Regions from separate parts of the Homo sapiens genome. Here region 1 is linked to region 2. A link is an interaction called in ENCODE POLR2A ChIA-PET data of the cell type or tissue named here. Cell type or tissue: A673. All regions are shown on one strand. Each heading gives the region's core, and the rest is flanking DNA. Links, peaks and the distances in the headings are about the cores only. Region 1 overlaps RIPK1 (receptor interacting serine/threonine kinase 1). Region 2 overlaps SLC22A23 (solute carrier family 22 member 23).

Region 1 (5,381 bases), core at 152-5,151, 370 kb before region 2:
CCCTGCCCTCCAACATTTTATTATGAAAAACACCAAGTCTGAAGGTTACGTCCACCACGACTATCGTCTTAACACCGCTTGCTTCATCGTGTAATTCTCCATCTCCTTTCCCGTCATCTGTCCGTCATTGTCTGACTTTTTGATGTATTTCCAAGTACACATCAGTACACATCTCGAAATACTTCAGCATGCATACCATAGCTAGAGTTCAATATGTTTACAGGTTTGTCTTTTGATGTAAAATTTACCTGCTGTTGTTGGGAGTACATCTGCTGAGTATGGGCAGATGCGTATGCCTGCAACCCTAGCCCCCGTTGATATCCTACAACATTATCATCACCCCAGAAAGTTCCTTCATGCCCCTGCCCACTCAGCCTCACCGTGCTCACAGGCGGCCAGTGTTCTTTTTCTGACACAGATTGGTTTTGACTTCTGAACCGTCATATAAATAGAATTACATAGTATGTATGCTTTTGTATAAGGCGACTTTCACTTATCACGTTTTTGCATTTCGTTCATGCGGTTTTCATTCATGTGTATCAGTAGTTCATTTTTATTGCTGAGTAGTATCCCATCGTGTTCATACACCAGTGTGTTCACTCATTCTCTTACTGATGGGCAGCTGTTTCCAGTTTGGAGCTATTATAAATAAAGTTGCTATGAACATTTTACAAGTGTTTTCCAACATACGTTTTCATTTCTCTTGGGATTGGAATTGCTGGGTCATAGTGCAGGTGTTTGTGGTTTTATAAACAAAATAAATGCCTATGAAATTTCAATGAATATTTTATGCCCCAGAAAGAGTATTTTTCATGGTCTGTATCTGGATGTAGATATTTATTATTTTATTTTATTTTAATTTTTTTGAGACAGAGTCTCACTTTGTTGCCCAAGCTGGAGTGCAGTGAGTGGCATGCGATCTCGGCTCACTGCAACCTCCGCCTCCCAAATTTAAGCAATTCTCCTGCCTCAGCCTCCTGAGTAGCTGGGATTAGAGGCGCGTGCCACCACGCCTGGCTGATTTTTGTATTTTTAGTAGAGACGGGGTTTCACCATGTTGGCCAGGCTGGTCTTGAACTCCTGACCTCGTGATCCGCCCGCCTCAGCCTCCCAAAGTGCTGGGATTACAGACGTGAGCCACGGCGCCCAGCCGGGATGTGGGTATTTCTGGAATACAAAACATCCATAGCCCTCCTTTTACTCTCAAAGCAAAACACAGACACGCACATTCACATGCACACACCAGTGTGTCCGTGTCCTGTTGGTTTGCATGGAGTTTCTGTTTTGCCACGAAGCTTTTTGCCAGCCCTTTTCCCAAAGTGTTTGTACCATTTTATACTCCCACCAGTGATGTTTGAGAGGTCTGGTTGCTTCACATGTTTGCCAGTGTTTGGTGTATTAGTCTTTTTAGTTTTGGATATCCTGGTAGTTGTGTAGTGGTGTCTCCTTGTGGTTCTCCATGGGTTTTTATTCTATATTTCAGTTTGGGGAAAATGAATGAATGGAAGAAAAGAAGGGAGGAAGGATGAAGCAAATAGCTGTGCTTTGAGATCTGACACTGTATACTTCACAGCCCTGATGGACATTCTCCAAATTCTACTCCTTTTTCACATTTTCTTCTTAGAGTTTGCATTGTTCTTTTTATATTCTTCAGATTCCTTCTTTTGTTCATAATTACTTAAACCTATTCATTTTCTAATGCCTTTCAGTTGTTAATTTACTGAAGTTCTTTGGTGCTTACTAGTGCTGCTTGCTGTAGCTGCAGGGTCTGTCTCACAGTGAATTTTTTCTTTTGTGTTTTATAATTTTGGAAAGGGAGCTCATGTTAAATTTGTATTTGTAGGAATTCTGTCTGGCCTGGCTTGAGGTTGTTGTTTGCTTTAGCCTATAACCTCAGGATGGCATCAGCCTGTGACCACTTCCTGTGTAAAAGTTCATAGTTTAGGCGATCCTCTCAATTCAAAGTCTGTATCTATTTCAAGACAGGCCCAAGGTTATAAATTTGCACAAACTTTTTTTTTTTTTTTTTAATACCTTGTGCCCAGTCCAAGACAAATATGTTTGTTTGCCATGGGCTGCTTTTTTTCTAGTTCATCCTTTCATCAAAGGGTTGCACATTGAGCAGTGCCGTGTTAAGGGGGGATTCTTCATTCTACCTTCTTTTCTTGTATTCCTTGACCTCAGCTGGGCTTTAAACCTTGACTTCTGGATGGCGAGGTTGGCACTCCCCTGTGTGAGCTACTGCCTGCCTCCGGTGCTCTGTTTCTGTCCCTAGAGTTCTTTTCCTTTCCACGGAGTTTTGGTATGCATTTCAATGAATGTTTGTATTATGTTGTCCAACATACTTGTGTCCTTTATAGCTGGAGGGTTCTTAAAATTTTCTAATGCTCCATATTGCCAGAAATAAAAAGGCTGAGGGAATAAATATTATAGTCTTCTCTGATTCTTAAAAATATGAAAAATAGCTCATCAGATGACTGTAAGTCTATCCTCAGAAATCCAAGGCACACCAAGCATGTGGTGGAATGTTAACAAAAGTTTTTAAAAATGATCTTTTCTGCCAGGTACAATGGCTCACACCTGTAATCTCAGCACTTTGGGAGGCTGAGGTGGGAGGATCCCTTGATCTTAGGAGTTTGAGACCAGCCTGGGCAACATAGTGAGATCCCCCGGCCCCCCCATCTCTACAAATAATTAAAAAATCAGCTGGTCACGGTGGGGTGCACCTGTGGTCCCAGCTACTCAAGGAGGCTGAGGGAGGAGGATTGCCTGAGCCCAGGAGGTCGAGGCTCCAGTGAGCTATGATTGTGCCACTGCACTCCAGCCTGACTGACAAAGTGAGACCCTGTCTCCAAAGGAGAAAAAAAAAAACATATATATATATATATATATATATATAGTCTTGCCCTGAGGTTTTCTCTCTGTTTTCTTTACAGGGTACAGCTCTGCCGGGGGGGGAAAAAGTGGTACCATTTTGGGCGTTCTTGAGCTTCAGAATGCAACCAGACATGTCCTTGAATGTCATTAAGATGAAATCCAGTGACTTCCTGGAGAGTGCAGAACTGGACAGCGGAGGCTTTGGGAAGGTGTCTCTGTGTTTCCACAGAACCCAGGGACTCATGATCATGAAAACAGTGTACAAGGGGCCCAACTGCATTGAGTGAGTAGGGAGCAGGGGTGGGTGGGCTAAGTTCTGAGCGGGATGGGGACGTTGGCTGTTGTGGAGCCGTTGGCTGCTGCGGAGCCGTTGGTGGGTAGAGTGAGAGGGAGCCTGCCAAGATGTCAGGGTGACGATGGCTCTTCGGATTGTTATTGTCGCTGATGTGGACTCTGAGACTGGGTAGTGAAGGACTCTCACAGCTGGTAAGTAACAGAAGAGACATGAACAAGAAGGAAATAGAGAAAGACAAAGAGATAAGTGTGGTGGGGGGACAATGAAAAGGAAACAGGAGGATGGGTGAAGACAGACCTATTCACTCGCTTCACATTTTCAGTGAGGACCAGCCCTAAGTATAAAAATGAAAAGGCAGTTCATTCCTGAGAGGTTCTGAGAGCCTTCCCTTTAAAGCAACCAGTAGAGTGGTTTCACCTCTCTCCCTCCTTTGTCAGAGTGGTTTTGAGAGAGGCTGTTTTTTTTTTTTTTAATCGTTCTGTCCAGCACGGTCTTTTTTCAGGTTACCTTGCTGCTGTTCATGTACTTTTCATTCATTGATTCATTCATTCCTTCATTGATTTACATTTTTGGAGCATGCACTGCCAGTTACTGGGCAGGAGTACTGTGAGGAAGTGAGAAACCGCTCTGCCTTCTAACGCTTCTGGCCTGTGCCTGGAAGAGATCGGTACAGACCCAAGCATGACCCCAGCACGTGGGAGTGATGTGTTGGAGGTGTGCACCAGGCTCTTGAGGCGCTGGCTCTGCCAGCCTCAGCATAGCACCTTTCCTGCCCACAGGCACAACGAGGCCCTCTTGGAGGAGGCGAAGATGATGAACAGACTGAGACACAGCCGGGTGGTGAAGCTCCTGGGCGTCATCATAGAGGAAGGGAAGTACTCCCTGGTGATGGAGTACATGGAGAAGGGCAACCTGATGCACGTGCTGAAAGCCGAGGTAGAGAGGGCCCCTCCGCACGGGGATCCCCAGCGCTTGGGCCCTGGCTGTCTGTTATGGCTCCCCTTGGGGTGTTTGTTTGCAGCTCGTTAGCATCAAATTTGCAAATTGCTTGGTAGTTTGAATTTTCTTTTCCTTTTTTTATAGAGACAAGGTCTTGCTATGTTGCCCAGGCTGAACTCCAACACCTGGTCTCAAGTGATCCTCCCACCTCAGCCTCTCAAGTAGCTGGGATTACAGGCTGGATTTCCTGAAGTCAGTTTCTCCTTAAAACATCTATGCCTTGATTGGGCTCCGTGGGTCACTTCTGTAATCTCAGCACTTTTGGCAGGAGGATCACTTGAGCCTTGGTGCTCAAGACCAGCCTGGATAACACAGTGAAATCCCCTCTCTACAAAAAATAAAAGGTGCATGTGAACAGAGCAAGACCCTGTCTCTGAAAAAAAGAGAAAATCTTCCTTGCCTTTTACTGCCCTGAGAGTGGTCTCTTCATCCTCTCGATCCTGTGGACAGTCCTCCATAGTCTGTGTCTTAGGAATGTGATTGGCTGTTTACCATACCTGTCCGCTGCTCTGCAATCTACAGTTCAGAGACAAGCCCTGTCTTCATGATGCAGACATCATCTGATGTAGAGTATATGCATGATGGGATGACATTAAATATGGATTAATGAAAGGATATACACTATAAATGACCGTGAGAGCAGATAGAATATTAGTGGTTGCACTTTGATACCATTCAACAAAGTTTTATTTTAAATTAAATATAGAAATTATTGGCAACAACACTGGATAGGATTTAAAACAAAAATAAAAATTGTTTACCAAAGTCAAATGATTTGAAAACATTTTTAAAAGCTTATGTGCCTGTTAAGATGAAGGCCTTGCGCTAGTTGCTCATGAATCAATAGCTAATATGACGTAGGAGAGTAAAAGGAGGCAGATAGCTAAATAAGTGGTATGGTGTGATGGGGTTTTTTTTTTTTCTTTTGTAAGAGAACAAGGTCTCACTGTGTTGCCCAGGCTGGAGTGCAGTGGCACAATCATAGTGCACTGCAGGCTTGAACTCCTGGCCTTAAATGATCCTCTCACCTCAGCCTCCTGAGTAGCTGGGACTATGGGCATGAGCCACTGCACCCAGCTGTGTGGTGGTATTTTTTTTTTTAGAGGAGTCTCGCTCTGTCGCCCAGGCTGGAGTGCAATGGTGCAATCTCGGCTCACTGCAACCTCCACCTCCCTGGTTCAAGCAACTCTCCTGCCTCAGCCTCTTGAGT
Region 2 (5,381 bases), core at 273-5,272:
AGGGGCTCGAGCAAGTGGAATAGCATGAGCAAGGCACAAGGCAGTGAGAGAGACCGGGCTGGGAACTATTAATATATACAAGATGCCCCCTACAACAAGGAGGGGTGGCAGGGGAGGAGAGGAAAGACATGTGGGGCTCAGGGCTGAGGGCACCCTTGATGGGTGCTGCAGTGATGGGGAGCCATGGAAGGCTTCAAGCAGGGAAGTGATGTGGGCAGGTTTCCATCTTATTTTCTGTCTCTCGGGCCTGTGGTGTTAAAAGCAGCAAGACAAGATGGGGGCCTGGCTAGCCGGGACTAAGAAGACAGAGAGTAGAGAAATCTGCCCAGAGAGGTGTTCTGCGGAAGTCCACCCATGCAAAGCCACAGCTGAACTGTCCAGAAACCCAAACATACAGCAACCACCATTCTCAAGCACAACGGGAGGGTCACCTCTGAAAGGCCAGCGCCAGGGAGAAGTCACAAAGGGTGGGAGCCCCTGCCAGCCCTTCCCAGCCCCTCTCCCATGGTAAGGGCCACTCTGGGGCAGAGGATAAGGAGAACTGAATTCAAACCCTAATAGGTTGGTGGCTTTGGACAAGCCAATGGCCCTCCAGCTCAGCCTTCTCATCTAAACTGAAGGCTTGGACTAGATAATCATATTAAACATGGCCACGCCCAGGACAATCTTTTACCTAGACTAAGCAATTAGCAAAGGCAAAGCCAGCTGAATTTGAAGGCAAATTCTAGCCCCATGGTTTCACATATCTGGGTCTTTCAGCTGTGTGGAAACTTAATTAGCATCCTCCCTTGTTGAGTAGGAGGGCCAGAGAAAATGGCAGAACACGCCAAAGGCCCCGAGTTTTCTATCGACAGCCCTGGGAACAGGCTCAGGCCCCCTTGTCTGGCCTCTGAGCTTCCAGTAGGACTTCCCACTATTCATCCCCAGAACCCCTGCGCAGGCCAGCATGTCTGCTTCCCAAACAGGCCCAGTTTCCTCCAGAACCTCTGGTCAGGCTGCCTTTCCCTGTCAAAAGCTCTCCTCCCTCCCCTCTGCCTATGGGTGGCTACAGAGCCCCAAGTCTCCATCGTACGTGCGGTGTTTGGGCCCAGGCCCTCGTCTCACTCCACATGCCCTCCATTGAAGCCCTCCATTCCCAAGGCCTCACCTCAGCTGGCTAAGGGCATCTCCCTGGTATCTCCCGAGAGTGTCTGCCTCCCCGTCAGCCCTGGGGGAGTTATCAGCATCTTCTACAGGCCTCGCTGGCTTTCTCCTGTGCACTCAGCACAGCCTCCCCTCCCCACCACGCGAGATCTCACTGCAGCCAGAGAGGTCTTTTCAAAAATACGAACTCTGACTGCATCATATCCCTTATCCCACTTAATACTCTTTAATGGTTTTCCTTTGCTCTAAAATTAGAGGAAAAGTTCTTAGCACGGTTTATAAGCCATCGCCACCCCCCATTCCCATATCAATTGCTATCAATTCCAGGCCCTACACACCACAGGGCCTTTGCAAGTGCCATTTGCTGTCTCTGGAAAACACACACATCTCTCCTCTTTTGCCTCTCTCTCTACCTCCTACTCAAACCTCAGCTCTCATCTCAGATGTCACTTTCTTACATAGACCAGTCTGTCTAGGTCAGGGTTTTGTTGTTGTTGTTCTAGTCTCTCAATTCCCTTTCTTTCTACACGCTTAACTCACTTTGTAATGAAAAGATTATTACTTGATCAGTTTGGGTGTGCCTTCCCCAGAAGTCTCTAAGCTCTATGGAAGCTGAGCTGTCTACTTTCACATATCATTGTATCCCCAACACATAGCACAATGCTCAGCTCAGAACAGGCACTCAAATCTGTGAAAAGGAGGAGAGAGGAAAGAAACTTTCTTTTTTTTTTTTTTTTTTTGTCTGAGACAGAGTCTTGCTCTGTTGCCCAGGCTGGAGTGCAGTGGTGCAATCTCGGCTCACTGCAAGCTCCGCCTCCCGGGTTCACGCCATTCTCCTGCCTCAGCCTCCCAAGTAGCTGGGACTACAGGTGCCCGCCACCACACCTGGATAATTATTTGTATTTTTAGTAGAGATGGGGTTTCACTGTGTTAGTCAGTATGGTCTCCATCTCCTGACCTCATGATCCACCCACCTCGGCCTCCCAAAGTGCTGGGATTACAGGCATGAGCTACCATGCCTGGCCTCTCTCTCTCTTTTTTTTTTTTTTTTTTTGAGATAGATGGAGTCTCACTCTGTTGCCCAGACTGGAGTGCAATGGCGCAATCTTGGCTCACTGCAACCTCTGCCTCCTGGGTTCAAGCGATTCTCCTGCCTCAGCCTCCTGAGTAGCTGGGATTACAGGCACCCACCACCATGCCCAGCTAATTTTTGTATATTTAGTAGAGGCGGGGTTTCACCATGTCGGTCAGGCTGGTCTTGAACTCCTGACCTCAGGTGATCCACCTCCCTCGGCCTCCCGAAGTGCTGGGATTACAGGCGTGAGCCACCGCGCCCGGCCAAAAAAATTTTTTCAAGTGGTCCAGGGTCACACTCATTAGTGTGATAAATGTTTAACAACCGGCTCTATGAAGAAAAAAAACCCTGATCTCCACTGTTTGCCAATTCCTATGGTGTAAATGCTCCCACCATGGTGAATTTCAAGCTGCCAGCATGACATTACTGAATGTGAAGTTGGATAGACACGTGCAGCAGGCTCAGAGTCAATAGAAGCCAAGCTGGCTCCCACACACCACCAGTTTGTGGCAACCTCAGGACAAAGATTCAGAAAGTCCACCATGTTTTTTTGTTTTTTGTTTTTTGTTTTTTGAGACGGAGCCTGGCTCTGTCCCCCAGACAGTTAGTGCAGTGTTGTGATCTCCGCTCACTGCAAGCTCCGCCTCCCGAGTTCACGCCATTCTCCTGCCTCAGCCTCCCGAGTAGCTGGGACTACAGGCGCCCGCCACCACGCCCTCCTAATTTTTTTGTATGTTTAGTAGAGACGGGGTTTCACCACGTTGGCCAGGATGGTCTTGAACTCCTGACCTCGTGATCCGCCCACCTCGGCCTCCCAAAGTGCTGGGATTACAGGCGTGAGCAACCGCGCCCAGCCCCCACCATGTTTTTAAATGACACCAACTTTCGACTCAATCCTATCTTGGACTAAAGGCCAAAGTAAAGGCACCTGCAGAAAATGTTGCTACAGAGAGGCAGAGGGAGACGGAGAGGGAGAGGGAGAGATCTGCAGATGGTTCAGAACAGGAAGATGAAGAAGGAAAGGGAGACCTGTGACCTGGGAAGACAGCTATCTCCCAAACGGAGGTGGAAAGGCTGCTTAACAGCTGGCTAGCCTCTAATCCTTACATTAATAAGGGCCACTGCCAAACTAAATGTTTAGGACGTTGTTACAAGCAAGTCAACGTCTGCATGAAATGCTGGTTATATCCTCTGACCTTTCTAGCAATTTATCCTAATAGCTCAGAAAAGCAAAACAGGTATCTCCAACCCCAAAATAAAGAAGTTATAAGATCATAAAAATGTTAGAAGAAAACATAGGATTTCCCCCCAGTCTTCCAGGAATCTTCCAAGCCTTAAAGCTAACATAAGAAATCATAAAAAAGAAGATTAATTCATACAACTCTAACCAAACCATACGTTTCTACATAACAAAAATATCATGTACAAAATTTAAAAAACCAAACAGCAAACTCGAGGAAAATGGTTACAAGTCATCCAGAAGGGTTAATTTACATCATACATAAAGTGTACCTATAAATACATAAGAAAATAATGCTTCTCACAGCATATACACACACATAAAGGCAAAGGAAATGAAGAGACTGTTCAAAGAACAGGAAATATGGATGGCTCAAAAACTTTCAAAAAGATGTTTAACTTCCTTCATAACAAGAGAAATGCAAGTCACAACCACCACCAAATACAATTTTTTGCACATCAAACTAGAAAATATGTAAAGATTTGATAATCCCCTGGGTCAGGGAGGGTGTAGGGAACAGAACCACACATATTATTAGTATAATTGTGCATAGCTAAGATTTCTACAGAAAACACTCTGACAGTATTAACATAAAAATGCAGCCTACTTTCACCCTCCCACTTCTAAAAATTTCTTACACGTGTGCAAATGTCTGTGCATGCCAAGATTTCGTGATATATTGTGAATATAACAGCAAAGACTGGAGACAAACTTAATGCTTCCTCGGTAAGTGATTAGTTAAATAAATGGCAGTCCAGTCTGACAATGGAATACTATGCAGACATAAAAAAGAATGAGTATCTCTATGTACTGATGTATTCATCTCCAGCATAAGTGAAAAAACAGTGTTTCGGATACGCTAGTGTTTCTGAGACAAAATATGTAAATGAAAGTAGAACATTTCTGGAAGGGGATGTGAGAAACTGGTAACCATGGTTGCTTCTGAAGAGGGAAACTGGGGGCAGAGACAGAAAGAAATGTTACTTTTATGCTATGCTTTCTGTACAATGTACATGTATTACCTACTATAGTCAATTTTTAAAAATAGATATGCATGAAGATATCCACTGTTGTTGCATATACTAGACAAAAGCCACCACTGGGATGACCTCATGGTAGTCAGTTCAGTATTTTATTATTTTTTTTTGAGACGGAGTCTCGCTCTGTTGCTCAGGCTGGAGTGCAGTGGAGTGATCTCGGCTCACCGCAACCTCCGCCTCCCAGGTTCAAGCGATTCTCCTACCTCAGCCTCCCGAGTAGCTGGGAATACAGACGTAAACCACCATGCCCGGCTAATTTTTGTATTTTTAGTAGAGATGGGGTTTCACTATGTTGGCCAGGCTGGTCTGGAACTCCTGACCTCGTGATCCGCCCGCCTCGGCCTCCCAAAGTGCTGGCATTACAGGCGTGAGCCACTGTGCCCGGCCGTCAGTTCGGTATTAGGAAAAGAATTTAAGAACTTTTAATAAATCAGCAAAAATATCATGCATTTAAAATGTTTCGGAAGAAATGGACAAATTCTTTTGATGAGGTGTCAAGAAAATAGTAGATTCCATTAAATAAACACTTTGATTAGAACTGTGAAAACAGGTTTGTGTGTAAGGCATTTCAAAAGTGAAAACTAGTCATCATATGATAACTAGGATCATGGAATTGTGGGCTATTTTTAAAAGTGTTACTGTTGCAATGATATAATTATTTCTAGTCTTAATTAAATTGTACTTAAAGTCACTTTAAATAACTTCTACTCTTTAGCCCTAGAAAAAGGATACAAATTACTTCCCAGGATATTTAAGCAACTTTCAGGATAAAGGTCAGAAATCTTTGCAAATTCATGAGAACAGAGGAAATGCTACCAGAAGATTGGAGCTGGACAAACATCCTACATTTCAAATACAGAAAAAATTGGGGCAAGTTCAGCTG

The links. Peaks named below come from ENCODE experiments on the same cell type or tissue, not always from the same donor. Only the 100,000 strongest peaks of a DNase experiment are listed, where the experiment ranks them.
Region 1: POLR2A ChIA-PET joins it to region 2 with 5 read pairs; 2 of 35 experiments call an interaction of 5 or more read pairs at or near these places.

Annotation. Positions count from the first base shown.
Region 1 is chr6:3,073,828-3,079,208 of GRCh38, forward strand. RIPK1 (receptor interacting serine/threonine kinase 1) reads left to right here. Exons shown (of 11, transcript NM_001354930.2): 2 at 2,937-3,160; 3 at 3,952-4,108. The coding sequence starts at 2,997. Among named protein-coding and RNA genes, the nearest start is that of RIPK1, 8.0 kb to the left of the region's middle. RefSeq lists enhancers at 1-333, 3,528-4,502. In A673, for the core only: no CTCF peak of the experiment used is centred there; no DNase peak of the experiment used is centred there; H3K27ac peaks cover 848 bases.
Region 2 is chr6:3,445,720-3,451,100 of GRCh38, forward strand. All of the region lies in intron 1 of SLC22A23 (solute carrier family 22 member 23), which reads right to left. Among named protein-coding and RNA genes, the nearest start is that of SLC22A23, 8.6 kb to the right of the region's middle. RefSeq lists enhancers at 462-1,009, 1,010-1,556. In A673, for the core only: no CTCF peak of the experiment used is centred there; no DNase peak of the experiment used is centred there.